Regions from separate parts of the Mus musculus genome. Here region 2 is linked to region 1. Evidence: chromatin loops called from intact Hi-C (ENCODE). Cell type or tissue: left cerebral cortex. All regions are shown on one strand. Links, peaks and the distances in the headings refer to the core of each region. The heading gives the core; the rest is flanking DNA. Region 1 holds the start of Ralgps2 (Ral GEF with PH domain and SH3 binding motif 2). Region 2 holds the start of Gm39685 (a long non-coding RNA gene).

Region 1 (15,580 bases), core at 3,275-11,274:
GATCATGAGGAAACACTACATTCTTCCCAGGGGCTGGGATTACAGGCCTATGGCCTCACCTGGCTCAAATAAGAATTTTCCTGTTGTTTAAAAAAAAAACCCTTTGAGCAGGGTGTGGTGCCACAGGCCTGTAATCCCAGAATTTGGGAAGTGGGAGCAGAACAAGTCAGGAATTTAAAGTCATTCTCTGCAGTATAGTGAGCTTGAAGTCAATTTTTTTGTTTGTTTGTAGAACATGATTTTAATATTTTTAAATGTTAATAGTCAACAAACAGGGCTGGTGAGATGGCTCAGTGGGTAAGAGCACCGACTGCTCTTCTGAAGGTCCTGAGTTCAAATCCCAGCAACCACATGGTGGCTCACAACCACCCATAATGAGATCTGATGCCTTTTTCTGGTGCATCTGAAGACAACTACAGTGTACTTATGTATAATAATAAATAAATCTTAAAAATATTCAACAAACAGAATAATTATTTTAAGATATATTTTGTTGTTATGTCTCCCTTTTCATTTCTGATTTTATAAATTTGGATACTGTCTCTGTGCACTCTGGTTAGTCTGGCTAAGGGGTTATCTATCTTGTTGATTTTCTCAAAGAACTATTTCCTGATTTTGCTGATTCTTTGTATAGTTCTTTTTGTTTCTGTTTGGTTGATTTCAGCCCTGAGCTTGATTATTTCCTGCCATCTACTTGGGTGTATTTGCTTCTTTTTGTTCTAGAGCTTTCAGGTGTGCTGTCAAGCTGCTACTGTAAGCTCTCTTCGGTTTCTTTTTGGAGTTACATAGAGTTATGAGTTTTCTTCTTACCACTGCTTTCATTGTGTCCCCAAAGTTTTGGTATGATGTGTCTTCATTTTCATTAAATTCTAAAAACCCTTTAATTTCTTTATTTCTTCCTTGACCAAGTTATCACTGAGTAGAGCATTTTCAGCTTCCATGTGTATGTGTGCTTTCCGTTGTTCTTGTTGGTATTTAAGACCAGCCTTAGTCGGTAGTGATCTGATAAAATGCCTGGGATTATTTCAGTCTTCTTGTATCTGTTGAGACCTGTTTAGTTACCAATTATATGGTCAGTTTTAGAGAAGGTACCGTGAGGTGCTGAGAAGAAGGTATATTCTTTTGCTCCAAGATGAAATGTTCTATAGATATCTGTTAGATACATTTGGTTCATAACTTCTGTTAGTTTCACTGTGTCCCTGTTTAGTTTCTGTTCCCATGATCTGTCCATTGCTGAGAGTGGAGTACTGAAGTCTCCCATGATTATTGTGTGAGGTGTGATGTGTGCTTTGAGCTTCAGTAAAGTTTCTTTTTATAAATGTGGGTATCCTTGCATTTGGAGCATAGATGTTTAGAATTGAGAGTTCATCTTGGTAGATTTTTTCCTTTGACCAGTATTTTTTCCTTCCTTATCTTTTTTTGAAAACTTTTGGTTGAAAGTTCATCTTATTCGATATTAGAATGGCTACTCCAGCTTGTTTTTTGGGACCATTTGCTTGGAAAATTCTTTTCCAACCTTTTACTCTGAAGTAGTGTCTGCCTTTGTCAGTGAGGTGTGTTTCCTGTATGCAGCAAAATATTGAGTCCAGTTTACATATCCAGTCTGTTAGTCTTTTTTGGGGAATTGAGTCCATTGATGTTAAAAGATATTAAGAAAAAGTGATAGTTACTTCCTGTTATTTTTGTTGCTAGAGGTGGAATTATGTTTGTGTGGGTTTGTTGAAAGATTACTTTCTTGCTTTATCTAGGGTGTAGTTTCCCTCATGTTGGTGTTTTCCATCTATTATCCTTTGTAGGGCTGGATTTGTGGGAAGGTATTGTGTAAATTTGGTTTTGTCATAAAATATCTTGTTTTCTCCAGCTATGGTAATATGAGTTACCATATTACCATATTACATGGTAATTACATATTATTACATATTACATGGTAATAGAGTTTTTGCTGGGTATAGTGGCCTGGGCAGGCATTCATGTTCTCTTAGGGTCTCTATTAGATCTGTCCAGGATCTTCTACCTTTAATCGTCTTTGGTGAGAAGACTGGTGTAATTTTTTTTTTTTTTTTTTTTTTTTTTTTTTTTTGGTTTTTCGAGACAGGGTTTCTCTGTATAGCCCTGGCTGTCCTGGAACTCACTTTGTAGACTAGGCTGGCCTCGAACTCAGAAATCTGCCTGCCTCTGCCTCCTGAGTGCTGGGACTAAAGGCGTGCGCCACCATGCCCGGCCGACTGGTGTAATTCTAATAGGTCTGCCTTTATATGTTGTGTTTTTAATATACTTTCTTTGTTTAGTGCATTTGGTGTTTTGATGATTATGTGACGGGAGGAATTTCTTTTCTGTTCCAGTCTATTTGGGGTTTTGTAGGCTTCTTGTAATGTTCATGGGCATCTCTTTCTTTAGGTTAGGGAAGTTTTCTTCTATAATTTTGTTGAAGATATTTACTGGCCCTTTAAGTTGGGAATCTTCACTGTCTTCTATACCTATTATGCTTAGGTTTCATCTTCTCATTCTGTCCTGGATTTCCTGGATGTTTTGCATTAAGAGATTTTTGCTTTTTGCATTTTCTTTGACTGTTGTGTCAATGTTTTCTATGGTATCTTCTGCACCTGAGATGCTCTCTTCTATCTCTTGTATTCTGTTGGTGATGCTTGCATTTATGACTCCTGATCTCTTTCCTAGGTTTTCTAACTCCAGAATTGTCTCCTCTTGTGATGTCTTTATTGTTTCTATTTCCATTTTTAGATCTTGGATGGTTTTGTTCATTTCCTTCACCTATTTAATTGTGTTTTCCTGTAATTCTTTAAGGGATTTTTGTGTTTCCTCTTTAATGGCTTCTAGCTGTTTACTGTGTTCTCCTGTATTTATTTAAGGGAGTTATTTATATCCTTCTTAAAGTCCTCTATCACCATCATGAGAAGTGACTTTAGATCCAAATCTTGCTTTTCCAGTGTGATGGTGTATCCAGGACTTGTTATGATGGGAGAGTTTGGTTCTGATGATGCCAAGTAAGCTTGGTTTCTGTTGCTTATGTTCTTATGCTTGCCTCTCACCATCTGATTATCACTAGTGCCTCCTGCCCTTGCTATATCTGATTGGAGCCTGTCCTTCCTGTGATCCTGGTTGTGTCAGAACTTCTCAGAGTTCAGCTGTCTCTGTGATCCTGTGATTCTGTGATCCTGAGATCCTGGGTGTGTCAGAGCTCCTGGGAGTCAAGCTGCCTCTAGGACCCTGAGATCCTGGTGTGACCAAGCTCCTGTGATCCTGGGATCCTGTGGTCCTGGGCATGTTAGAGCGCCTGGGAGTGGAGCTTCTTCTGGGTGTTGTGGGACTGGCTGTGGCGTTCACGCCAGAGGTCTGCTCAGGGCACCGACTCAGACTGGAAGGAACCTGTGCCACTGGTCGGATGGAGTTCCTGGGTGCCTGGGTCCTGCTGATTACTCCCAGTGTTGGGGCAGATGTTGTGTCCTCCTCACCTCTGATCTTGACGTCAGTTTAAACTACATGAAACTGTCTCCAAAAACCAAAAATAAAAGATCTTTTATTGGACTTAATTATGAATTTATAGAAATGCCCACTCTTTACCCAGTCACCTGCTGTTAAAATTTTATCATTACATATATTTGCATAAATAATAACTGTAGACACTGTATTTTTAAAAATCATATATACCCTTTACTTTTGAATACTTTAGCGTATATTTCTAAGAATGTAGTCATTACTAATGTCAGTAACTTTAACGTTATTGAAAGACTGGAATGGATTTATCATGTTTCCCTGTTGACCCAGCAATGCCCCTTTTCCTTCCTATAGAAGCCCCAGCCCAGTAACTCCCATGTCGTTTCGTTCAGTGTCACACCATGCCCACTCTTGTATTTTCACAGCGTTTGTCTTTCATGACATTAGCATGACCCAAAGACAGTTCACCCCATTTTATAAAACCGACCCAAATGTTGCTCACTGGGGACTGAGCATCATTGCCCCATTTAGGTGCCGTCTCCAGAGAATCAGATCTGAAGGCAAATGATGTCTGTCTGTCTGTCCCTCATCTGTGATCCAACTGTGATGAACTGACTTTGCCATTGTAGTTAATAAAGCAAACTCACTAAGGCCATGCATGCATACATCTGGCTCCTCCTGTATACTCCCTCCTAAAGTTCCATGGATGGTTTTCCCCAGTCTTTGCCATTTACTACATAATGGTCTTTTCCCACTCTATACTCTAACATAAGAATATTTCTTTTTTATTCCTATTTATTAGTACTATTTTTCTTTATTAGTGGTGGGGACAAACTCAGGGTCTCATGCATGTTGTCAGCACTCTACTACTGACCTATATTCCTAGCCAAGCTGTTTATTATTAGTATGGACTTATGAATTCCTTTAAAAACTTGAATCTATTTGATATTTTAAAAGGAAATGGATGTGATATTGGATAATGAACTTTTCTTTCCACCACATCTGAAAATTTATGCTTAAATTTCTCATAAGGAAACTTGAACAAGATCCACTTAATTGGAAAAAAGCTATCAGATAAATGCAATTATCCAAACTTAGAGGAAGACACAACAAAAGGACTTTCCGATAAATAAATGGCCCCCAAATCGGATTTTTGCTTTTTTTTTTTTTGGCATTTTTATTTTGTTTAAATACTATTTGTTTTTACAGTGTACTCTACATGCTATAAGGCACTTCAGAGGTATGTGTGGGTAGGTATGTGTGTGTATATCACTATAGCAAGGCAGTGCTATAGCAGTAGGGACAGTAGTACTAGGACAGCAGAAAACTCAGTTCTCAGTGCCAGATCCGTGATGCTGCAGAAACAGAGTAGCCAAGACTGTCTATTAATGGTTATGAGAAAAGACATTCTGAGCTCCTAAGGACATCCTATATCACAGTGGGCGCGTCGGCAAAGGTTCAGCTACACTGTGCTCTGCTTCCTTGTGATACTGCAGACTGAACACAGGGCCTTGAACATGCCAGACAAGCACTGTACTGCTGAGTTACAAGCTGGATGGTATTTTATTAGTTTAAAGGAAAAAGGTAGTGATGAAAACCCAGTTTATCTAGAATAATTATAACCCCTCAAAAACTTCAATAGGCATGTCAGATACATAATTGCTGAAACTGTCTTTATTCTTTTTAAGATTTATTTCATGTATATGAGTATATATACACACATATAGGTGAATATGCTCTCTTCAGACACACCAGAAGACGGCATCAGATCCCATTACAGATGGTTGTGAGTCACTATGTGGTGGCTGGGAACTGAACTCAGGACCTCTGGAAGAGCAGCCACTGAGTGCTGAGCCACTCTCCAGCCCCTGAAACTGTCTTATATTGAAAACCATTTAAGGGCTGGTGAGATGGCTCAGTGGGTTAGAGCACCCGACTGCTCTTCTGAAGGTCCAGAGTTCAAATCCCAGCAACCACATGGTGGCTCACAACCATCCGTAACGAGATCTGACTCCCTCTTCTGGAGTGTCTGAAGACAGCTACAATGTACTTACATATAATAAATAGATAAATCTTAAAAAAAAAAAAAAAAAAAAAAAAAAGAAAACCATTTAAAAATTCTAACACTTACACACAAACTTGCCGCCAAAGAGAATTCCAGGGAAATACTAATCATCTCCAATGAATCCCTGCTGATTCATGCCTGATACAGAATAGACACAGAATTCCTCCTTTAAGGATAGCTTAATTGGGAATTACTTAATATGGCGCTCAGATTTGAATAGTCTGTGGATCAACTTTGTTCGGAAACTATTGCATGTCTTTCTCCACTGGGAGTCTGGAGGACTCTCCTTAAACTGTTTTCTGTGGAACCCTTTGAGGTCCTTTCTTACATCTGTCCCCTCCCCCCCAGAGAGTTTTGAATATCCTGCTCTGCCTATATTTTAGATAAGAGCACTGGAACCATGACTGATGGGTTTCCTCAAGAAGCCTGTCTGATTGGTTTTGACAATAAGATACATCGTTTGTTGATCTTTTTGCTGCAGTTGTGTTTTGCCTTTGATGTGCTAATTCTCTATCTAAATGGGTCCCTTGGCTTACCCTTTGGAAGCAAAGCACAGTAATAAAACAGTTACACAATGGCGACTCCCCTGAAATGACATTTAAGTGTATTGAATTGTTATCGACTTCTATTTTATATAAGAGCGTTTCTGTTATATCTATTAGCATTTTTTGTTCTAAGATTCTGCATATTTCCTCTCTTTTGGCAAAAGCAAATGGCTCTCATAGAGCAACTTACAGAATTACAAAAAAATAATGCTCTGGTAAAGAATATGCGTTGCAAATAGTCATTGCTTCATTTACATATAAATGGATGGGGAACAGACTTTGAGAAATAACTCAAGGGTTATAAACAACAACAAAAACATAAGTAGATAAGCTATTTTCTATCCTTTTGGTTTTTGGAGCTAGGATCTTCTACTGTAGCCCAGGCTGGCCTGGAAAAGAAGACAGTCCTCCTATCTCAGCCACCTGAGCCCAGGGATTACAAATCGAGTACCACACCCAGCTTCTCTTTTTGTGTGTGCACATGTGGGCACCCAGGCCATAGCTTGTGGGGAGAGGGCAGCTCTCAATTTCCACCTGATTGAGGCAGGGTCTCTCTCATTTCTGCTGAGACCAGTTGCACAGTTGTACATCCCAGGCTAACTGGCCCAAGAGCTTCCAGCCAATCTGCTGTTCCCACCTCCCATTTCCTTGCAGGATTTCAGGATTACAGGCTTGCCACATCTAGCTTTATATTCATCATGTAGGGACTGAACTCTGATCCTCAGGCCTGCCAGGTTATCACCTTTGCCTCTTAAGTCATCATCTCAGCTTCTCCCAAGTTTTTTTTTTTTTTTTTTTAATGTATTTTCATACAGAAATTCTTAACCTTATCAAGTTTAGAAAATCCTGAGCTCTTAAGAGTAATAAAAGTGTGGTTTTGCAGGCTGTCAACATGAGCGACCCATTTTGAGTGATTTATTCCAAATTCAGACATTCTGTAGGCATAGGAATCTCCGGTATAAATCCATGAACTCTTGGGCCTTTTCTCTTCAAAGCCGGAGTGAAAATTTTATTGCTTTTACAGTAAACTGTGAAAATTACTGGCAGATGTGGGGACCTGGGATCTTTGTTTTTATGAAGCTCCAACTCAAGTGGCTGCAAGACATTTATACCAAATGAAATTCCCCGAGGCTCCTTATTTTTTCCTACTTTAAAAGCAGTTAATAACTTGGGACAATTACACACACACGCACACACACACACACACACACACACACGTATCTCTATCTATGTATCTATGTATCTATGTATGTATCTATCTATCTTTGAATGTATTGTTGTTGGCACATAGCCATCCACCTTTCCCTTAATCTCTTACTAACTTGGGGAAAGAAAGATCAATCATTTACTCAGTGACTCAAAGGGTTCCCCCTCCCAACTGTTACTTCAGTTTGTCTGTTGTTTCTTTGGGACTTGAAGCAAACAGCATCGAAGTGAAAACTGCATCTAAGTAATTCTCCTGGAGCCTTTTGGTCACTAGTGTTCCTTAGCCCCGCCCCCTTTTCATTAGTCTACGCTCAGTTGAAGATTTCTGACAGGCTTTTCTTCTTTTTGGTTTCTGTGCATCTATTGGAGAGACTTCCAACTTAAAACGGAATAAAAAACCAGCACTGGGCTTTATCGCTTTTCCTTGCTTCGTTTTTATCTTCCACCTACTTTTGCATGGGCATGTTTTAACCAAGGGGATGAAGGAGCGTTCTTCTACCTTCTCCACAGAAGGGAACAGTGGTCAAAAGGGACAGTGTTTAACTTTCTTCTGCATAAAAGAATCCACTGTTTTGATTAGTTATTATAGGGAAAAAGGAAATCAAAACGAATTTGGTCCCTTCACAATCTACACTCAGTGCTGCTATAGAACTGTCCCTCCACCCTCCACTGCACATTGCCTAGAAAAGGATCGCATCTATTCCCGAATGACCTAATGATTACACCAAGGTGGCTCACTGAAAACCTTCCACTAAGTCACACTGCATCAAATGGTGCTAAGTTTAAGTAGGCCACCTAGGTGCACCCCAAGAAACAACACCCTTCTATTCCCTTTCATTCACAGGAAAAATTTCACCTTTTAGAATCACGTTCCCGCAATGGCGTGAAAATACAGTCCACCTGAAACTCATCAATCCGGGACTAGGGGATCCCAAATATTGTTATTTGCTCCTTAAACCACCGGCAGCCACCCTGCTTAACACCTAGAGGCCGACCCAACACTTCCGGCATGATGATGTGCTAGAGTGCAGACTCCATCATTTAAGATCCCACGGCTGTGGGGTGACTCTTCACATTTGCAGTCCCCCTCCACTTGTCCGCCACGACTCCTAAGGACGCCGCCCTCACGGGCTGGGTATTTGATCTGGGGGCCAAGCGTTTCCAGACTTTTGTCCTCTGGCCCGAGCGGGGAGCAACGCCCGCGTCCCAGGCGCCAACGAGACCCGTGCGGGGAGCAGCCGCGGGGCCCCACCTGTCCGTCCTGAACCCTGCGGCTCGTCCTTGCGGCCGGTGCTGCGCCTGCGGCTGGGGCACGCGCCTCGGACACCGGTACGGGGCGGCAGTTGGCCTCGGGGGGCATAGCCCGGCGCCCGCAGACTGCGCCGAGACCCCGGCGACCCGGCGTTCCCGGCCGCGCGAGCGCGCTCGGTTGGTGCGCGCGCCGCTCCGCCCCGCCCGCCCGGCGCGCGCCCCCTGCGCGGCCGGGGTGGATCCAGCGCACTCCCCTCCCCCGAGCGCCGGCGGCAGGCGCTGAATGAGAGACGCCGACTGCTCGGTTGGGCGAGCGATTGCCTCGGAGCCGCGGGCGAAGCGGAGGCGACGGCCGCGGCTGCACAGGTCGGCGTGGCGTGCGGGCGTGTGGGGAGGCGCGGGCAATGGCGGCGGCGGCCGCGGTGCGCGGCGCGGGAGGGCGGGCTGCGGGTCGCTCGCGGTCCCGCGGTGGCGGAGGCCCCGGCGTCGCCTCAGCCTCTCAGGTGAGCCGGGGCCGGGCCCCGCCGCGCCAGCCACACCCCCTCTCGGCCGGGGCGCCTGCACCCCCGTCACCGAGCCGAGGCGGGTGACCTGTTGCGGGGCCGAACCGCCCGCGGAGCGCGGGGTGAGCGGCGCCGCGGCGGCGGAGGCCGCGTGCGGACACGGAGGGGGGTCCCGCACCGCCGCGCTAGCTGCCCGCAGCGCCTGGGATTCCTTTGCTGTGTGGGCTTAGGCGGGCTCGTAAACACCGGGCTCGGGGAGGCGATGGGGAGCTGACCTGGAAGGGAGCCCGGACCTGTGCGCTGCCGCCGCGGCTCCCCGCCCCCCTCGAAGCGCTTTTCCTGCCGCCGTGTGCGGTGTAGACGCAGGCGGGTTTCAGGGTGCGTGGGCGTGTTTGGGAAGAAGCTGCGAGCTGATAGGAGGTACCTTAGTGCGAATGTTAATTTGTTTGAGCTGGGAGGGGTGAGGGAGGAGGAAGAAAGGGGCCTGTTGGTGGCCGTGGAGGAGGGGCGTTTGCAACCCCAAATCCCTCTGCAGAAAGCGCTCTCCACCGAAAGCATCCAGCGTCTTTTGTTTAAGATCGGAGGATGAAAGCACGGGCGGCAGTTAATTGAGCCTTTCCTCGTAGGTGCTCTGCATCCCCTCCCCACCCCCACACCCCGTCTTAGTACGCTGAAGTAGCTATAGAGCTTTGTTTCGGTGTTGGTGTTTGTTTATGAGTTGACTTTGGCGTTGTTTATGTAATGTTTACCATCCGGTGTACTCGAGGTCGTGTGTCTTTGAAGATGACCATTCGAATTTTGTGGAACTTTTCATTCCTTGCATGAGAGAGTACCGCAGTGCCACAGTTCGTTAACTTGCAAACTGTAAAAGCCTGTCCCACCCAGATATGATTGTTCGGGCTGTAGCATCATAAATGTAGTAAGTGTAATACTGTTACTGCAGGAGTGGGATTTGTAACCAAACAGTATTATTTTAATAATAATAACCTCTACTGAATGTGTGTAGTCATGAAGCTTCAAAAATGTGGAAAATTGCTTGTCTTAGCCACATGTATATATTAAATGTGTCTATTAGAGTTCCCATGAATGGTTTAAGTATAGTTATTTGAGCTTAAATTCTGGCATAGTAATTTTAAAATAGTAAAACCCAGTCCATTCTATCTCACCATGCATTGATTTCAGGAATTTGACTTTTTCTGCAAATACTGTTCTCTATCTTTTATTCACCAGATTGCAGCAGAAGTTGAAAGATCTGCTTGTGTGTCAAGATCCTAGTATACTTTTTGATATTACAGTATCAGGGAGGATACACCCAAAAATTCTGAGAGAAAATAAAATTTAAAAGATAGCTATGAACCAGACATGTGTGAGTAATGAATGCAATTTGTGTGCATTTTAAAAACGAGCTTACAATTAAAATTGGGGCAGTGGTTGCCTTTGGTGAAAGATGGCTTTGTTGGTAATAATAATTTGATTGCAACTTGAAACTTTTTTTTTTTTTTTTTTTTTTTTGAGGCAGAGCCTCACTATGTAGCTCTAGCTGTCGGTGGAATTCACTACATAGACCAGGCTGGCTTCTAACTGGCTGAGATCTGCCTGACTCTGCCTATGAGGAGTTGGGATCAAAAGCTCCTTTTAAGCTCTTGTCCAGAGGGTCAATTCTTCTAAACACACAGAGTATCTCCGCGTCCCGCTGTGTCCTGATGGGTGTGGAGGGGATGCTGCAGCGCACAAACGCACACGTGCTGTGATGGAGATAAAGTCATCAGTGGGCAGCTCTGTTAGTGTAGAAGTGAAAACTCAGGATGCCTTTTGAGTTAGGATACTGCTTGCATTTTTCCTTCTGAGGATAGAAGGAACTGTTAGTGAATAAAAGCATCAAGACAGTTGTCTTAAACTGTGCTTGTGTTTATACACACTAGGTATCCGGCTTCCAAACATATCTAAATATTACTCTACCTGGAGTCAGAGGGTGTGTGGTTTATATGTGGCTAGACAATTAATCTGTTGGTTTATATACTTAAATGAAATGTGTGCTGATATTCTTGTCTTGGTATTTACTTGTTTGTAAGAGTCTTCAGGAGAAGTAAGCCGACATCCCCCCAGGGAAATGGCATTCTACCCGTCTGTTAAAGAAAAATCTTACTGGATTCCAAGGGGCTGATGAGAAGAGATTAGTTTATGCTCTGATTAATAATCATGGTGACATGCATTGGTGTAGATCTTTGTAGATTTCAGAGCTTTAAAAGTATTTACCCTACGCAGGCATTAGTCTCTCCACTTCAGAGTGGGAGGCCAGCTATCAGTAATCATACAGGGATCCCAGGCCTAGACTGTTGTTTCTAGAGTGTGATGTGCCCAGTCCCATCCTGTCCCCCCCCCCCCCCCACTCCCCCGGTCTCTGGAGTGGAGACTTTGGGAAAATGCACAGCTGGGGACTTAGTGTACTGCTAGCTTCCAGAAGTTTCTAAGGAGTTTTTAACCGCTAATCTATTATTTGAAATTGCCTTCCTTTTCTCTAAAGCTCTGCTTTCCTTTGATATGGAAAACGAACACATACAAGCTTTTGAGAATAAAATACATTAAAATGGATCCTGTGTTTTGAATATTAGCTTTTGTTTAATGTTTGCTTTTGAGATAGTTACTTTTGTCTGCACTTCACACTTTTTATAGTTATCTAGTATTCAATGAAAACATAATTCAGATAGCTTGAAATAGGTCCCGTGGAAAAAAGTGAGTTTATGGCATTACTCCTTAATTACTTCCTTAAGTGTGTTTTAAATTCCCATTAGTTCCTTGTTAATGAGAGAATGAAGATTGGATATGATAAAACTTCAGTATTTTTAAATTAATCTGTACTCTTTCATGCTTTATAGTTTTATTTTCTTTGGTTCTCAAGTTTTATTCACGACCTCATTCTAAATATTCCAGATGGGTTTTATTCATCAACCTCCTCTGCCCTCCTCCCTCTTCCTTCTCCCCTTTCCCTGCCCCCTCCTCCCTTCTTAGAAAAGTACCTCACACTTGAAACAATGTCCAGTTATTGGTCAGAGATTATGACCAGAGAGTAAAATAATTGACATTAAATGATATGACTACTTTGTTCTTCTTTTAAACGTTGCTACTTGAACTTATACAGTTAAAAGTTACCCTGTAAGACTTTTGGTAAAAGCTTTGGTCCCTTGCCTCATGTCTTCATGGTCTCCTTCCCAGGTCCTGCTTACAGAGCAGCAGTTCTTGGTACTCCGGCTGCTTCTTGCCGTACCTTGTGTCTGTCTTCTTTCTTCTGGCACAAGTGCATGGTTCTGCAGTTTTATTTTTCAACTTTAGATTTATATATATATATATATATATATATATATATATATATATGTGTGTGTGTGTGTGTGTGTGTGTATGTATGTATGTATGTGTATATATATATATATATATATATATATATATATATAAAATTTATTTATATAAGTACACTGTTATTCTCTTAGACACACCAGAAGAGGGCATCGGATTCCATTACACAGATGGTTGTGAGCCACCATGTGGTTGCTGGGAATTGAACTCAGGACCTCTGGAAGAGCAGTCAGTGCTCTTAACCGCTGAGCCATCTCCAGCTCCAACCTCAGATTTTTTACAGTGCCTTTGCTTTAGGATTCCTGTGGTACCTTGACCGTCCTCTGTTGTCTTCATGTGTTTTGATGCCATGCTTTTGATTACACGTTCGTTGTTTACATTATTATGGCTCTGTAAATACGTTTAACAGTTGTACATTGCAGTATACTATGATTAAATTTCTTGGCTTTAGATTGTTTTCTTTTGTAATTTTACTCACTTTCTTATTTGCCTTTACCCTTTTCTATAGTCTATCCAAATCTACAAACACATAGGGTGATAGGTATTCAAACTTTTAAAAAATTGGGAAGGACCTCCTAAGCCCTCTGTCTTTGCTCAGATCTGCAGTGCTGCTCTGTGCTGGATCTGCGCAGCCCATCTGTAGCTTCTCATCATCGCACGTCTGACAGGTGTCCTGTCTGACTGCATTGGAGCCTGTGCTCTGGGTTAATGTCCCATTCCCCACCCCACCCCACCCCACCCCCTTCCCGTTTTCAGTTTTTCTTGTTTGAGTGAGTTGCATCTTTTGTTGACTTTAAGATGTCTCACACTCTTGCGCGCGCTCGACTGGCCAGGAAGAACGACGCTGCAACAGGATCCTTCTGCACACATTTATTGGGAGAGCTTGATTGTAGAGGCGAAAAGACCTCGAGCCCAGAACTGGTGCTGCTTTTATAGGCCTAGGAGGGGCGTGTCTCACACCCGGATTGGTTATGCACTAAGCCTCATTTGCATGTTCCTCATCTGATTGGCTACTCTCAGTACCTTACAGAACCTCATTATCATACCTCATTTGCATGTCTCACATCTGATTGGTTATACTCTCAGTACCTGACAGAACCTCATTATCATGCCTGGGCCAGGCAGTGTCTTTGCAAAAAACTTTACTGCATATGTACACATTGGTTGTTTGTCCAATCTTATGCGTGGTGGCCAGCAGTAGTCAGTGCCACTCTGCAACGGCACATGTGGCTTCCCACATCACACTTAAAATCCTACCACCTAAAAGCTGAGGCAAGAGGGTTTCTGGGAGTTCCAGGCTGATCTGGGCCGAAGTGTGAGACTGTTTTATAACTATGTATGGCAGGATGAACCTTTCGAATTGTTTACGTTGCTGAAAATGCTTTGTTCTACCTTGATCACAGTCTGGGCTAAGTTCTGAATTAAGATGATAAGATTTCCTTGAAATTGAAAGTAGCACTGTGAAATAGGAGGGAGCACTGTGAATTAGAAGAGAGCACTATGAATTGGAAGGGAGCACTGTGAATTGGGAGGGAGCATTGTGAAATAGAAGGGAGCACTGTGAATTAGAAGGGAGCACTGTGAATTGGGAGGGAGCACTGTGAAATAGAAGGGAGCACTGTGAATTAGAAGAGAGCACTATGAATTGGAAGGGAGCACTGTGAATTAGAAGAGAGCACTGTGAATTGGAAGGGAGCACTGTGAATTAGAAGAGAGCACTATGAATTGGAAGGGAGCACAATGTAATAGAAGGGAGCACCATGAAATAGAAGGGGTTGCTGTATGATTTTCTACCTTCAAAAGTTTGTTGAAAAGTCCTAGTGTCATTCAGAGTTTTCTTCCTTTACATGTGACCTGGCCTTAAAGTTTTTTCTTTGTCATCAATATGTCTGAAGTATTTTATGTGTCCATGAGTCTTTGTTTTTTATGCACAGAATGTAGTGGGTCGTGGAGCCAGTGTACTTTAAGAGCTGGAGTGTAAGCTGTGCAGGTAGAATGAGCCATTACGGTCTTCGTCCACTGACCCCCTAGTTTGCTGTTCTGTAGCGTGAAAGCGGCTGCAGGTGGCTTGCAGGTGCAGACTTGTGGTTTGCAGGCTTGATCTAGCTTTGCATGTGTTTTACCAGCCTCTCTCACATGCTACTATAGAAATGGGAGAGAAGGCAGAACATGGACAGAGACAAGATGGTAATCGCTTCAAGCCTCCTCTGAGTGTTTCTGTTCACTTTATGGGAATCGGTCATCAGCAGAGAGTAAGGAGGAATGGAGACTGTGTAACAGATTTGAGAAGAAAACATGACATCATCAGAGTGATGGAGGAATATTGCGGGGACTGTAGAGTGCTTGCCAGACTCCCCTGTAAGACGGTATCTGTTGGCTCCTGCCAACCTCAGGCTAGCTGGCCTGCTTTTAGGGATTCTCCTGTCTCTGCCTCCTGTCCTGCCTTGCAGCCCTGTGGTTGCAGATGTGCACTGCTGTGTCTAGCTTCACATGGGTTCTGAGGACTCAAACGTAGGTCTCCACACTTGCACTTGCCCACTGAGCCATCTCCACAGCTCCATGAATTTTGTTTGTGTTCAGAACTTTACTAGGAATACTTGTAAAAATGTATAAGGTATCTTACTATTGATATCTAATATGTAAGGTAAATAATCCTTGCTCCTCCAGGTTTTGCTATGAAGTCCTGGATGACCTGGAACTTGCCATGTAGACCAGGCCAGCTTGAGTACTGGGATCACAGGCGCACTCCACCATGCCTATAAGCAGTTTTGTTTTTTTTTTTCATCTTTGATAAACACTTTGTAGTGTCACTCTTAGTTTTTGAAGTTTCTAAAATATAAGTGTTGAGGTCATCAAGTCTTTGTGTTGTTATAGGAAATCACAGATATTTTCTTGATTAATAATAGGCTGTGTTGTGTTAATGCTGCTTTCTGCTGAGCTCTTGAAGTTCTGAACTAACTCCAGCCTCCACCTAACTGTGATGCTCTCCTCCCACTCCCCAGCCCCCAGCTGGAGTCGACTTGCCAGTGCCTTTGAGATTGCTTTGTAAAATTTCATTTATAAGATTTATGTGTATGCGTTTTGGTTTTCTTCAGCGTTTTCCTAAGTTCATACACTACATTGTAAGGCATTCTCTCTTGTTCTTTCTGTCTCTGAAACAGTTCCCTAGGGGTTACGCACACTGCTCAGACTGTGAAGGAGGAGCA
Region 2 (15,580 bases), core at 2,705-10,704, 54 kb before region 1:
AGAAAGAAAGAAAGAGTACCTGTTAACTATAGAAAGAAGGGACCTTCCTACTTGGAAACCCATCTACACACTTCAGCAGATTCATGATCCTCTGTGTGAAGGAAGACAGAAGTCTTAATACAAGTCATATATGTTACATATAAGTGGGCTTAAGGAAGATGCTTTTCAAACATCAATTGCAATTACTATGCAGAAAGCTAACTGGTATTTAGCTCTGTAACCTGAGCCTTCATCCCAGTTGAGGGCTAAGGATGGCTGCTGCATATATCCAAAGATATAGCAGCTGCCTTTTACGCCCCAAATGCTGTCTCTTGCCACGGATGGGCCAGGTGGAGCCTCCCTACCCAGCTTGTGACATATAGTGGGTGTTTGTGGTGCCTGGGTGAAAATTGCTTATCGGAGTGCTGCTACTTGATAATCATTATTATAGGACTGAGAAAGTGGACCGCCTTGTGTAAATACTCTGTTTTGATGTCAGACACTCCCAGCCCCTGATTGGCGGTTAGTGTCATTCTGGTTGGCTGTTACAATCTGTGGTGGCTATGATGGAGCCTTGCCAAACCTAACTCCAAAGAGTGGTTCGCAGCTCTCTGTGTGCATTAGTCACAGAATCATTAATCAGCCAGGAACTCAGGCTGCTGGCATGGCAGATCCTGTCTCTTACCTGCAATCTCTCCCTTCAGCTGTAATGACAGCTCCAAGGTAGAGGTGAAAAAAAAATCTTTCCCCCCAAATTTGAATTTCTCCTGTTTGAAAATGGAAAGCCCACAAAATATTTTCATTAGATAAAGCCTTTAGTTAGCATCAGAAAGAAGGAAAGGGAAGGAGTGATCAGGGGAACTTGCTAGGTCTGTTTGATTACTTTAGTAATGATTAAGTCCCCACTGAAGGCAGAGATGCAAGAAGCTGCATTGCCTAGGAGACTGTAAGCCAGGAGAATATTCAGACAGGTTGGCCACATAAAGGGCCACATGTGTGGATCTGGGGAGATGGCTTGGCTGGTAAAGTACTTGATGAGCGAGTTTGGATCCTCAGCACCACATATAAAGCTGAATGCAACACAAGACTGTAATCTCAGTGTCAGGGAGGCAGAGATGGGTGGCTCCCTAAAGCTTGCTGGCCAGATGGAGAGATTGAAGAAGTCAGTCAGCTCTGACCTCTGTCCTCCATACATACATGTACACAGTGTATCTACACTACACACACACACACACACACACACACACACACAGAGGCACACATATAAGATACACACACTAAACATAGAAGATCCACAATGGTAAACAAAGGCAAGATGGACTCTTCTGTCTGCTAATCAAGTCAGAGGACAGGGGAAAACTAACCATTAGAAGCCCCTAAAAAACAGACGGGTGGACAGCGCGGCAGACTCACAGACCTCCCTTCTGTCAGGGAGCAAGTGTGTGGAGATGAGAAACAAGCCAAAGGCAGAAGTCTCCCAAATTCTGTGATCACGCGCACCAGTCCTGCCCAGTCTGACCAGGGGCCTCTCCAAACACACTCCTCCCTGCATCCTTCCGGCTCCTTTCCTTTCTAAAGCAGCTCCGTGTGTCACTTCTCTGTCATGCCCATCCCCCCTTCCACCCCACTCCATTTCCATTTCTTGGGTCTCTGCAGGGACGTGTGGCACCGAACAACACATCATTCCGCAAACACTGGACTTGATTTAAACCTGCTCAGTTTGAGTCACTGTTACTCTGAGGCAGAGACCCACAGTAGAGACTTGCTTCTGGCTTTTTCCCTTTGAAATTTAAAATATATAGAAAATCTGTACGAATAATACTTGAAACTCTAAATACTTTCCACTTCTACCCTCAAGTACCCCATATGCCGGTAATTACCCAGAACACTAATTTATCACATCTGCTTCATTCTCTGGACATACCCAAGCCATTTGGAGAAAAAAAAAAAGTTGTGGACAGGATGCCCCCTTCCCTGTTTAATCCTAGAATGTGTGTTTCTTATAAACAAAGACGCTATCTCACATAAGAAACCCATCAATGATCAGTATCCATGAACAACACTGGCTACCAATAATCGTCCTAATTTACCATATAACCCAACAGTATTTACCATACAATACCAATTATACCTCATGCCGTTTCAAACTCTTTAAATAGCACTTCTTTTTCATCTTCAGTTTGGAACAATGTCTCCATTTTTCTTTCTTCTCTAACCTTGACATTTTCGGATGCACACGTGTCCTTTTCTGGTTTCTCATATGATTTCCCTTGTGATTTACGCATTCAGAGCAAGAATCTCTGAGGTAAGGCTTTGCTCTCCTCATTGCATCGTGCCAGGAGGGAAAAGCTACCAATTTGTCCGCTTGCTAAAGTCAGTATTTGACGAGAGATTTTCACAGAGCGACACCTAAGTATTTGGTCATAAGATACCTTAAAGCTTCCATTGAAAGACAAAGGTTGCTTCTTTTCTCTATTTGCACATTTTGTTTTGTTCTTGTGTAAAACGGCTCATGTGTGTGCCTGCATGTGGAGGCCAAAAGACAACCTTGGGCGTAGTTCCTCGGACATCATGTACCTGAGTTTTCCTGGGCATTTTGTTTGGTGGTTTTGTTTTTGAGCTATAGATCTAACATGAGCCTGGAACTAGCCAAGCCACAGGTTGCCCCATGGATCCATGTGCCTCTGACTCCCAAGCCACGGGAACCCAGGTTCATGCCTTCACTCCTAACTTGTCCTCAGAATCCTGGGGATTGAACTCATGTCTCTGTGTCTGCAAAGCAGGCGCTTTGCTCATGGAACTAGCTCCCCAACCTTGTTTATTCCCTCTTAATTAGTACAGACCCATGGATTCCTGTTGTACTCTAAGCGTTAAAATCAGGAACTATTGCTGGGCATGGTGACCCCACCTGTAGTCCTAGCTACTCAGAAAGCTGAGGTCTGGGGTTCTCCTGAACCCAGGAGTCCCAGATCAGCCTCGACCTGTAAGAAGCCCTTCAGGGCAGCCAACTTCTGGGTGCTTTTGCTATATCCCCAACACGCTTTAAACATCTCCTTACTTCATAGTATAAATGCCCCTGTCCCATAGTTTATTTTCAACACTCCAGCCCTAGTGTAGTCAACCATTTAAGTGGAGAATGATATTTAGAAGCTGAACTCTTATCTAGGCATGCTCACTACTGTCAGGATATCCTTGCTTCTAACCTTCTCAGCCTAGAGAACCAGGAAATACACACACACAAATGTATGTGTGTGTATACCCACCTACATATGTATCTATATCTATCTATGTATGTATGTATGTATGTATGTATGTATGTATGTATGTATCTATCTATCTATGAATTTGTGTGTGTGTGTAACCACATACACATGTATTTACCTTTACACTAATTCAATATCTATGTCTACTCAAAGCTCTGCGTTTGCACCAGCTCTTGGACCACACAGTCTAGCAACACAGTCTATTGTCTGAATTGTAATTTCCTCCAGACAGCAAGAAGCGTGATGCCCCCCCCCCCATCACCCTCCGGGCATTTACTTATTTGACTAACAATCTTTACACGACCTCAGGCCCCAGCTGCAATTGCCAAGAGCTTGCTGGCTTACCACAGGGCTCCAAATTGGCAAGTCCCTCCTTACAATGGGAAGGGAGCTGTGAATGAACAATGACTCACAGTGATCACCGTGCACCCTGGGAGTGAATTCTACCCGCTCCTGCTGCTGTCTGGACTGAGACCTGGTGGCGACATGGAGTTTGCTTTCCCTGTTGTTGCCTAGCAGAGTGGGTGTGGTCTTCTCTGCCATAGCAGTGAGTGACCTCTTTAAACATGATTTAAAAAAAAAAATTTTTTTTTTCTCCTTTTTACACTTTACCCATGAGACCGAAAAGAACTAGCTGGATTCATTTGAAGACGTGTGGTATACCAGGTTTCCCTCAGGAAGGGTGTGTTATAAATTTTATATAGTTGTTAAGGCCCCAGCTGGAGGTCAGAGGTCAGCTGATCCCTCCCCACAGCTGCCAGATGGTTGGCTCTTCTGGCACATTCTCAGGGCCACAAACTTATTTCCTAGATACCAGTCTTCAAGTCATGCCTGACTCCTCTGTCCTTCACTCCCCCCCTCCCTCCCTGCTGCAAACTTGGAAGCATCAAGGTCCCAGGGCGCCACAGCTGTTCCTCGGGTTCTCCTTGACTTGTTCACTGTGGCTGTGGGGACGGGGGTCTCACAAGGTCCTCACTGTTCTTCAGGGCAAGGGAAACCCTTCTCTGAATGCTGAATCCTCCCAACTCGTTTCAGGGTTGCTTACAGGATTCTTAAAAACCAGACAATTAAGCACTCCATGTTTACCAAGGGCAGTTGGAAATCCAGTTTCTAAAATCACTGTCAACTCTCCCACACTTTCTATTGTCAGGGAAACTAATGAAGCCCCCAGACTTTCATCTCAGAATTGACTTTTGGAGATCCACAGATTGCTGCCTGGCAACACAACACATTGCTGTGCATCGCTTTTTTATTTACAGCCAAGGCTGGAGTAAAGGAGCAGATGGTGAGAAATCGGATTTAAAGGAGGGACAGATGCGCCCACACGGGAGCTGGGTAAATCTCTTGGCTACCGGCGTGCACACAGACGTGAAGCCTAACTACCTCCACAGTTGCATCCCGCTTTACCGTTGCTCTTAGCTTGTTTGGATCTTGTCTGCGAAGATGGTTTAATATATCCCATTACAAGCAGTTTCTCTCATCCCACCCCACTAGGGACTGTGTTTTATAGAAAGTAGCTTCTTGGTCATCTGTATGATCACAGATCTAAAATTTCACGGACACTTAAGCCGTTAGCCTGCTTGTCTGGAGGAGACAGCTTTACATCTCTGTGATCTTAGAAACATTTACAAGGAGCTCCACACATTCATAACTATGTACATAAGCCCCCTTTCTGCCCACCCCCTCTTTCTTTCTCTCTCTCTTTTTTCCTGTGAAGGCAAAAACAACTTTCAGTTGCTGACCCACAGGGTAGAAAATAGCTGTTGTGAATGCAAATGTCGACACTCCCCCAGGCTTACCCCGCCCTCCTAGAGGGAAGTAGAAGTTACACACTTCAGCTATAATTTACTACGCTTGCTCCCTTGGGAGGAGAAAGAGGAAGGATACATGCTTGCTACTCCAGCCACATACAGTCGCAGGAGGCCCAGTTGTTCAATGCTGGAGTAAGTCATGGACAGCTTTATTCCAAAATGGCCCCCCCATATATTTATATATATATATATATATATATATAAGCACAGCTGGGTATGCAGGCTCATTCCTAACATCTCAGCACTCAGAAGCCCAAACTGGGAGGATTACCAAGAGTTGGAAGCCAACCCTGCATCAAAAAAAAGAAAATTATGGCAACTCTGTGGCCTTCACTTTTCTACACCATTGCACCGTGTCAAGAAATGGCACCATTTTCAAAAGTTAGCAGCAGCAGGTCCTGTGGAAGTCACTTTCAAATTAATGTTGACTGAAAGATGGAATTGTTTAAGCAGAACGGTCACATGTTACAAAAGGTCCCTCCCTTACAAAGTAGTCATGAATTTAAAAACTCAGAGCCAGGCGTGGTGGCGTATGACTTTAATCCCAGCACTCGGGAGGCAGAGGCAGGCAGATTTCTGAGTTCGAGCCCAGCCTGGTCTACAAAGTGAGTTCCAGGACAGCCAAGGCTACACAGAGAAACCCTGTCTCAAAACCACCACCAACAACAACAAAAACAAAACAAAAAAAAAAAAAAAAAACCAAAAACCTCAGAGCATTGCACAGGGTTTGCCATGGAGCACATCTGGGTGCGTTGTCAATGAAGTTGTAACTGGTTCAGCTTTACTCCTTGCTTCTCAGTCTATGTCAGGCCAGTTGTTCTTCTTGGACTGGGGTAGGAGTGGGGTTTCTTTTAGCTGGTACCTAGCTTCTCTCTAATGAAACTGCAAGTTGGCCTCCCAGTTCCTCTTGCTACTCCTGAGGCTGTACCCTAGACCTTCTGGGCAACTCTCACATCTGTAAAATTCTGTGTTCAATGTTTGGACAGGCAAGATTAGGATAAGGGGCCCATAGCTTGCTGATACCCTCTTATCTCCCAGGGCATTTAGATTCTGGCTTATATCCTTACCGTAACTGCAGCAATGGGCACAGAGATTTCTTGCTCCTGGCAGACAAAGGCTAAGCCAGCCATGGGATGCCTAACAACAATTTTCCACTCTGTTAACTGAGTCATAGTCTTTTACCTCGCCTAACTTCTGAGCCAGCCATGAATGCTAAACTCCTACCTCCATCCTACTGCAGTGAATCAGAGAGGATGTTCTACCAAGAAATCCCAGAATAACCCACGAGGCATACCTTTTTCACAAGCTACATCCTTGGACACAGGGTTGACTCAAGGTCATTGATGAAAGTCCCAATCGGGGACAAGCACCAAGGCTGTGACTCATCCTACCAGAGTTCTTTAATTCACTTTTGTTGTTTGGGAATCACACTGGTTTCAAGAACGTCATTGTTCTTGCATCTTATATTCCAGGAAACATTGACTGATTCAGATGCCGGCTCTGACCAACATCAGTCACCAGCCTACAGCACCAACCATGTGTTTGCCTTGTTCACGTTCTTGTCTTTGCCTGACACAAATTCCTGTTTCAGTGGATATAAACTTTGAGAAAAGAATCCCACTTGGGTCATTTTAGTGCAGTTCCTTGGGGTCTCCCTAGCCTCTACCATTTAGATTCATAAGATCCAGGGTGGGGCATGGAAATGCATGGCTTCAGAGGCGAACCTAATTAGAAGAACAAGGGCCCTAAATAATAGCTTTTGTCTCCTTGTCTTTCACCTGAAATAAGCCTCTTTCCCATCTGTTTTACCACCAATATGCTAGTGACTTCCACCTGTATATTTTTATTGCCCTAACTATTGCCCTCTAGAACGGTAGGCCAACAGTACCCTCTCCTTCACAAAGCCAGTCCTGTAGATTTGCTAAGTGGGTCAAACACTGAAGATATAACAATTAATAAAACTGATGGGTCTCAACTAGCACTTCAGGTGTAAAACATAGCACATCTAGGCCTATAATCCCCTAAACATGAGTTCTCAACATGGGCCAGCAGCCCCCAGTGATAGATAGTGATAGGTGGTGGGCTGCACACAACCTGGTCTCCAATTGAGCAAAGGTCTGGAACTCCGGTGACCCCATGGGTGGTGATTTTCACCTACATGTCTCCTGGGCCCCTAGCTCCTGTTGAAGTTACCGTCCCCACAGCCCTCCACCCCCACAAGAGAGGTGTGTCATGTAGGAGCAGCACCAAGCCTTCCCGCATGCAAATAAGGTTTCCCCCAAACTCTCAGTCCAAGCCAATGAGAGGTACCTGCTGTCAAACCCTGAATCACCCCCAAAACTGTATATAAATCCATCCAGGGAATTAAAGGTGCGTGAGAACTACTCCTTCATCTGAGTCTTTTGTCCTAAGAGCTGTTTGTAACACTTGGAAAGAGATCTGCTCTCCCGTAGCACCGCCTGAGGTCCCGCCACACTCTTCACTGCCTACTCGGCCTCTCAGCCCAGCCCCACCCGACTCAGTGCAGAGCGGGCGGAGTTGGAGTTACCGAGTGACCTGGAAGGCATGGCAGAGACAAAGGCTCCCTGCCCACACTCGCTTCCCTTCACCGGAACCCTCACACCAGGCCTGGCCAGAGATCTCCGTAGAAAGCCTCTGGTACTCAGGCCCCCAACAGCCCATCTTACCTGTGGTTAGCACTCATTCTTAGGAAGCACTTGTCTAAATGGTGTCAAAATATAGTCTTCTGCTCTGTCTGTTGACAGGCCTGGGGTTCCTCCTCTAGAATGGTTAAGTTAAATGTACTTCCAACTGAACACACTTCGAATAGCAGCCAGTCCACACAGTCTGCATCCTTCTGCCTGTTTCCTCCTTGTCTCTCTCTTTCTCTTCTCCTTCCACTGCAAGCACAGGTCAGAGCTGCTCCCTTCTGTTCCCAGCGTGCATGCATGTGCATATGTGTGTGTACATGCACATGTGTGAATGGATATGAGTGTGTATGAATATGTGTGCATGTAAGTGTGTGCATGTATGTGTGTGGGAATGTGTGTATAAATGTGTGTGCATATGTGCATGAACACATGTGAGTGTGTGTGCTTGTACACGTGTTCATGTGTGTGTGCCTGCACATGTATATGTGCATGTGTGTGGTGTCCATCACTAGTTTCATTTATAGCCCCTTACCCCTACTTTTTATCTTCTCTTGGCCTTATGTTAATGTTTTGACTCTTTGAGACTTTTTATTTGTATGCTTTTTTACTTTTTTTTTGCCCTCGTGCCATGTCTGCCCCTCCTCAATCTGTGTCTATGTATGTTTGTATATTGCTATGTGTGCCATGACATACCCATGGAAATCAGAATATTTTTCCCCTGCTTCTATGATGTGGGTTCTGATGACTCAGCAGCGAGCTTCCTTTCCCACTGAGTGAGTCGTGGTCCCAGCCCTCTGTGCCTGGTTTTTGAACTAGGCTATTACCACTTTGGACAAACTGGAATCAGATAGGTGATGGTGAAGAGATAGTATGAAGGATGCATTAAGTCTGCTTTCTCTTTTGGGGTCTGTTTTGTCTTTGGCAGGGTCTATTATCTCTTTAAATCTAGATGAATAAGTACTAGGCAGAAACTGGGTGGTTCAGGGGAATCCACTCATGTAAATCTTTTGTGATTACTAAAACAGATGATAGCGGGGCATCAAGCCTTTGTACAGAGAGAGAACAAGAGGGGGATTGGACATGGGGGACCAACAGATGTTTCTATGTCCCTGACTTCCAGAATCAGCACTATCCAATTTTAGTGTATTCTAACAGCTACCAAGTAGATCAATGAAGTGGATAGTTTTCAAAGCAGAGTAACCCTGCTCCCTTCTCATAGCTAGCTTGTTAATATTGTTCAGATATATAAGTCTGACACATTGTGCAGCATAATTAGCAAGTGCTTTGCTGGTGAAGCCGTGGCCTGGTTTCCTCGAGACATCTGTTTTCCAAAAGAGTTCTCTCTCTCTCTCTCTCTCTCACACACACACACACACACACACACACACACACACACAGATTAACAGTCACTATTCAATGGCTGCCAAGTAGCATACTTGACCTTCACTTAAATTAGAATCTTGAAGGAATGGCAAATGATTCTGTAGTAAAAGTTGTGTCAGGCACTGCATGAGACATGCATACCCTAAGAAAATACTGTTTACCTGTTCAGCCTGTCTGACACCCGTCTTCCTTCCTTTCTCTCTCCCCTATGTCCCTTCTTTCTTTCCATTTTTTTTTGTTTGTTTGTGTGTGTGTGTAAATGTGTTTGGGGGCGGAGCAGGGCAGGGGAGAGGTTATATAAAGCTCCATGGTATTCACAAAGAGGTCAAAGGGCAGCCTCAAGTATAAACCTTCACTTTCCGGCCTGTTTGAGAGAGGGTCTCTTTGGCTGTTTATTGTCTAGTCCAGCCTAGTTGGCCCAAAAGCTTCCGGTCTCCTCCCATAGCTCAAGTGTCTACTGTACCCAGGTTATGGGGCCTCTGAGGATTCAACGCAGATCTTCATGCTTCTGAGGCAAGCACATTACCCACCAAGCCACCCCACAGCCCCATCACGTCAGCTCCTCTTCCCTTTTCTCTCTTCCTTTCTTCCTTCTTCTCTGTTCACTCCCTCCTTTCCCCATCTCTCACCTCCCTGCCCCCGCCCCTCTTTCCCCTCACCCACTCTTCTAAACCAACACCCACCTGACTGCTCCTGGTCTTCTACTGACCCCCTTTCCCGCCTCTCCATACACCTTCCTTCCATCCCTTCCCCCTTTGCTTCTTTCCCTCCCTCCCTCCTTCATCCCCTCCCTCCTTTCTTCCCTCCCTTTACCCCTCCCTCCCTCCCTCTTTTTTTTTCTTCTAAAAAAATATATATACTCAGCCCATTCCTTAAGAATGGTCTCTTAGGGTGGAGGGATTGCTTAGTGATTAAAAGCACTTCCAGAGGACCTGATTTTAGTTCCCAGCAACCACATGGTGGCTCACAACCACCTGTAATGGGATCCAATGCCCTCTTCTGGTGTGTCTGAAGACAGCTGCAGTGTACTCATATACATAAAATAAATAAATAAACAACTCTTTTTGAAAAAGCTAAAAAAAAAAAAAAAGGTCTCCCTAGTGTGAAGTGTGAATGAATGTTCAGTCTCCCCAGGCCTACTGAATAGTCTCACCTCTATTTCAAATTGGTTTTTTATTTCATCCTCATGGGACAACATACAATAGATGTGTTGCTTTTGCTGGTTTCTGCTATGGGGTTTTAAGATGGATGCAGGATACATTGCTCAGGAAAGCTGCTTTAGCAACCTCTGAACCGATGACTAATCGTCCAACAGTTGAAACAGGTGTAACCAGTCCAGCTGTACAAATGACACGAGCGTCACACGGGTGGAGATCTGTGATAGTTAAGACACAGTTCTTGTCAACAGGAAGCAGTGTGCTCCAAGTTATCTGCAGGGATCTGAAGGCATGTGTGTTTAACTTGTTCCAAAGAAAGATTGATTTACTCTTTTACCTTAGTACTGTTATGACCCCACTTTAGCCCATAAGTTCCTGACCCCATCCAAAGCCAAGAGAATAATCCGTAGGATGTCTTCTCTAAAGGCTCTGGGTCATCCCATATATCACGAGGCTTTATCGCTTACTGTCTGAGGAGTACCTAGCTGAGACATGTCTGGCTGGGATCGTCTCTCCTCTGCTACTGAGGCAAGCAAGTTTTATTTGCTTGCCATATGGCTGATCCTCCACCTGCACCCCGACCCTGTCTCGTGTGTGTGTGTGTGTGTGTGTGTGTGTGTGTGTGTGTGTGTGTGTCTATGTATACACTCGCATGTGCTCACAAGTGCTCTGTCTCCAACCCCTCTTTCATCATTACTTGTGGCTTTCAGAGGGAAATCATAAACAGAGGACAAGAAGTCACATGCTTGTTAAGAACAAGCTGTGTCAGTGTCCCTGGTGTGAGGCTTTAACTTGCTGAGTCGTTATTGTTAACATGTTAGACAGACGCAGGCTGCTTCAGTGTGCAGGCATATGCCTTATGTCTCTGGAAATGATAACTATGTGATCAATAAGCTGTTATCTGTGTTTAAAATGTTTTACTAAGAATCATCTATGATATGAATGCATGTACTCAACCTAGATGCTTAGAAATGTCAAAGAACTTAGTGGAGCAAGAATGAGATACCTCCAAGCTACAAAGAACAAACCTGAAACCCGGTGAGCCTTTGGCTCTTAAAACTTCATACACACACACACACACACACACACACACACACACACACACACACACAAACCCGTCCCTCTCGCTGTTGTAAATACAGGCTGCTCTGTGCCCCGTCTCCAGGGACTCTGTTCCGTGGGCCGTACAGCATTGTTTGTGAGAACAGCTCAGGAGCCAGACTCACCAGCTGCTGCCACTCTCTCGGGCTTCAGACTCTTCGTCTGTGGATGTGAGGGGCACAGTGCCTATGGCTTGGTGTGTAGCATAGCTGGTGACCACATGGGAAGCACCAAGCAGAGGATGTTCGTGTGACAGCAGCTGATTTTAAAGTAGCACTGCAGGTGCCCTAGATGCTGGCAAGGCTTTATTTTATTCTTTTAATTAATTAAATTAGAATAATCCCACAGTCCTACCTTTCCTTTCCTTCCTCAAACCCTTCCCAGCCCCTCCAACCACCTCTTAAACCGATGGCCCCTTTTTTAGTGAATTATTTGGTTATTTGCAGAAATACGTAAATACAATATGCTGAGTTCATTTAGTGTTGCTTGCATGTATATGGTTTCAGGGATGACCATTTTGTTTTGGATAACTAATTAGGAGACGCATCCCTGAGGGGGGGAAAAAAACCGAATCCTCCCTTCACTCTGTGGTCCTTAGTTGCCTGGAGTTCTTTGCCTAGGGATGGGACTCCGTGAACTTCCCCCTTGTTAGCATGTCTATTGGTATCACCATTGTGTCATTTAGGCAGCTGGGTCGTAGAGATGTCATGGGTACAGCTTTGTTTCTAGGAGATGCAATCTTAGCAGCTTTCCTGGTCCTCTGCCTCTTAGGGTCTTTCCTCTTCTGAAATGTTCGCTGAGTCTTAGGGGCAGGAGCCGTGTTGTAGATGTGTCTATCGGGATGGACTTCCCACAGTCAGGTGATCTCTGCATCATGACCAGTTGTGGTTTTCTGTGATGGTCTCTGCTTGCTGCAAAGAAAACCTTCTTTGATGTGGGATGAGAGCTACAGTTATCTGTGGGAATAAGGGTAAGTTTTAAAATGCAGTTGGGAATTATGTAGGTCTAGTAGAACGGCGGTAGTAGATTCTCCTCTAAGATCAGCCCACACTGTAATGAACACTGTGGCCGTGGGCTGGCTTCTGACGCAGCTGAGCTGTGCATAATTTTCTCTGCTTTTGTTTACTGCTAGGTGAGCTAGTCTGAGAATCCAACCCTCAAAGATCAGAGGAAGCAGAGGGGTCAGGAATACCACGAGAACAGAGCCCACAGAATTAGCTGACCAGGGCTTGTGGGAGCATACAGAGATCAAGGAGCCTTTAGGGGGCTAACCTAGGTCCTCTACATGTATGTCATGGCTGAGTAGCTGTTCCTGTAGGATCTCTAACAGTGGGAATGGGGGTTGCCTCTGACTCTTTTGCCTATTTAAGGGACCCTGTTCCTTCTACTGGCTTGCCTCATCCAGCCTTGGTGTGATGGTATTTGCCTGTCTTATTGTAGCTTGTTATACTGTTTGGTTGATGTTCTTGGAAAGCCTGGTTTTTTTTTCTGAGAGGAGGCCAGGGTAGGGGATGGTGAGCTGGAGGGTGGATTTGGGGGAAAGGAGAGGTGGGGGAAAGAGATCGAGGAAATGGAGGGGAAACTGTGGTTGGGATATAATATATGAGAGAAGATAGATAGTTAGATAGATAGATAGATAGATAGATAGATAGATAGATAGATAGATAGGGACGTAGAGCCCAGCAGTGTCTTTCTGCTCTGAGAGTTTGGAACACTGTGAAGCACATGGCAATCAAGGACCCTACCGAGATCATGTACACCAAAGAAACACTGTCAGCAGGGCTGGTGAGATGGCTCAGCGGGTAAGAGCACTGACTGCTCTTCCGTAGGTCCTGAGTTCAAATCCCAGCAACCACATGAAGGCTCACACCCATCTGTACAACTACAGTATACTCATATATATAAAATAAAAATAACAATAAATCTTTAAAATCTTGTGAAGGAAGGTAGCATTGGTCCTTCCTGACAAACCTAACATATATGGAGCTGTTAGCATACTGTACACCGTGTCTGAACCTAAGAACCTAAGTTCTAGAACACGCCTTCCGGTACCGCCTTCCTGACCTCAGATGCTCAGAGCCCTGGTCCTCTCTCCTTTCGACCTACATTCTTTTCTGAAGTTGTGTTCTGCAGGCTCCTTGCTTTTTGTTTGTTTGTTTTTCAAGACAGGGTTTCTCTGTATAGCCCTGGCTGTCCTGGAACTCACTTTGTAGACCAGCCTGGCCTAGAACTCAGAAATCCACCTGCCTCTGCCTCCTGAGTGCTGGGATTAAAAGCGAGCGCCACCATGCCCGGCTAGGCTCCTTGCTTTTGATGAGTCCCAAGTTTCTATTAGATCTCATGTTGGGCCACAGACTCTTATACATCCCATAGTCTGCTCTGCATCTATCGGGGCGGGAGGGGGTGTCTAAAGGGCTTTTATACTTAATGTGTTGGAAAAGTACTCTTGCTTCCAGATCCAAGAGCCCCACTGTCTGTCTACACAAACCTGCCCTCACTTCCTTCCCCGAGTGTTTCCTCCTGGGAACGGGCACCATGTATGTCCCTTGGGGTACCAGGCTGAACACTGAGGAGGAATTCTGGATTCTGGTCCCCACCCCATGCCTGACATCTCTCCCCACTCTATTCCACTACACATTTCCTACCATGCTCTGCCCCACCCTTTATCTCTCTAGAACATTCACGCCTCAGGAACTTCCTGCATTCCTTTTACTTCAAACACTCTTCTCTTGTAGTAATTGCTGGACAATTTGTTTTAGTGATTTAAGCTTCTGTTTAAATAGCAAAAAAACTCCTCAAAGAAATCCTCTTTACCACCACATGGAGAACAGACCTGTTCCCATGGCTGTGCCCCAGTCCTTACCTTATCTTTAAAAAAATTAATTAATTGGCTCATTTATTGTTATTTAACAATGTTTTCCTTATAGCTCATTGGTCAACTTGAAGCTATGGTACTTCTTAGTATACTGTCTTCTACATTACAATAAAAATCTTCAAGAATCTGAAGACTATCTTATTCAACATAGTATCCCAAGTTCTAGAATAGTGAGCCACTAACACTGTGCTCTTCTAAATACTGGTTTCAAGAATGAATGAATGAAGGGTGAGTAAATGAATTGGAAGAATAATTAGCATTAGTATATTACATTTTTTAAAAAATTCTACTTGGCTCTGAAGGACTGGAAGGACCTATCAGATAGGTGAGTAAGAAGGAGGACAAGCAGGAAGAGAAGGAGGAGGAAGAGGAGGAGGGGAGGAGAAGGGGGAGGGGGAGGAGGAGGACAGCCTTAGCAGGTGGAGAAATAGCAAAGGGAAAACAAAGAAGATCACAAGATCTGTGTGAGAGTAGATACAAAACTGATCTGGTAGCAAGTGACAGCCATAGAGAAACAGCAAGGAAAGGCATAGCTCTGAGTAAATGCTGAATGTGGTGGCGGTGGGGTGTGTGTGTGTGTGTGTGTGTGTGTGTGTGTGTGTGTGTATAAAATGGGAAGCTGGGAATAAAAAAAACTTGGCCAAAGCCTGAGGAAAAGATAACGGACTCTACAGTGAGCCTTCCCCTGGCCTCAGTAGATACTCAGGAAGAGGCCCCTTTGCTCTTGAAATGTCAGAAACAAGTGGTTGCAACAGACTCTGACAGTGGCCCAGCCTGCGCTCAGTGCGCACGGAGGAACTGTTTATTGCTGCGAGGTCTAGCAAGTGTTAGGGATTTGTTGTTACTGTTGTTTGTTTGTTTGCTGTTTCTCCTGAACACAGGATCATGGGGCCCTACTTCTCAAAGACGAGTTGGAAATATATGGGGGAGAATGTTGGGTTTTCAATCATCAAAAAAATAATCACAGTGGTGTCCCAAGTGAATCACCTCCATGTTCTTTGGTGTGGTTGCTTCACAGGCCATCCTGCTTTAGGAAGTGAGATTTTTGTATTTGAAGTTGTGCTTGGCAGCCTCGCTCTGAAGATGTGCATGTGACCTTTTGGGGGAAATCCCGTTTCCTGCTGATGTCCTGGGCTTGTGTCAGTGGTGCAGAATCCACTGACTGTGTGAAGATTCCGGAAATGACCTAGATAAGTCCAGCAAAGCCCAGAGGATCTGCTCGAGTTTGTTGTTGTTGTTACTTATTCATTTGTTTATTGTATTAAGATCAAGTGGCTAATTGGCAGACAGGCAAAGCCTGGTCCAGTTGCCTGGCTTCCACCTCCCCTCCAGGATGCAAGCAGCAGCTCATTATGCTGCA

What was found. Peaks named below come from ENCODE experiments on the same cell type or tissue, not always from the same donor. Only the 100,000 strongest peaks of a DNase experiment are listed, where the experiment ranks them.
Region 2: a loop joins it to region 1, with 3 times the contacts of the local background. A loop is called at or near these places in 8 of 42 quality-filtered maps.

The regions. Positions count from the first base shown.
Region 1 is chr1:156,932,795-156,948,374 of GRCm38, reverse strand. Ralgps2 (Ral GEF with PH domain and SH3 binding motif 2) reads left to right here and starts at 8,749. Exons shown (of 19, transcript NM_001159967.1): 1 at 8,749-8,886. 4930439D14Rik (a long non-coding RNA gene) reads right to left here and starts at 9,581. Exons shown (of 2, transcript XR_003948625.1): 1 at 9,317-9,581; 2 at 8,180-9,248. In left cerebral cortex, for the core only: a CTCF peak has its summit at 8,078; DNase peaks (open chromatin) are centred at 8,478, 8,755, 9,393, 9,813 and 3 more places; H3K4me3 peaks cover 2,392 bases; H3K27ac peaks cover 1,401 bases.
Region 2 is chr1:156,986,174-157,001,753 of GRCm38, reverse strand. It overlaps Gm39685 (a long non-coding RNA gene), which reads left to right and starts at 12,061. Exons shown (of 2, transcript XR_865664.2): 1 at 12,061-12,315. In left cerebral cortex, for the core only: no CTCF peak of the experiment used is centred there; DNase peaks (open chromatin) are centred at 6,321, 6,496, 8,533, 9,006 and 4 more places.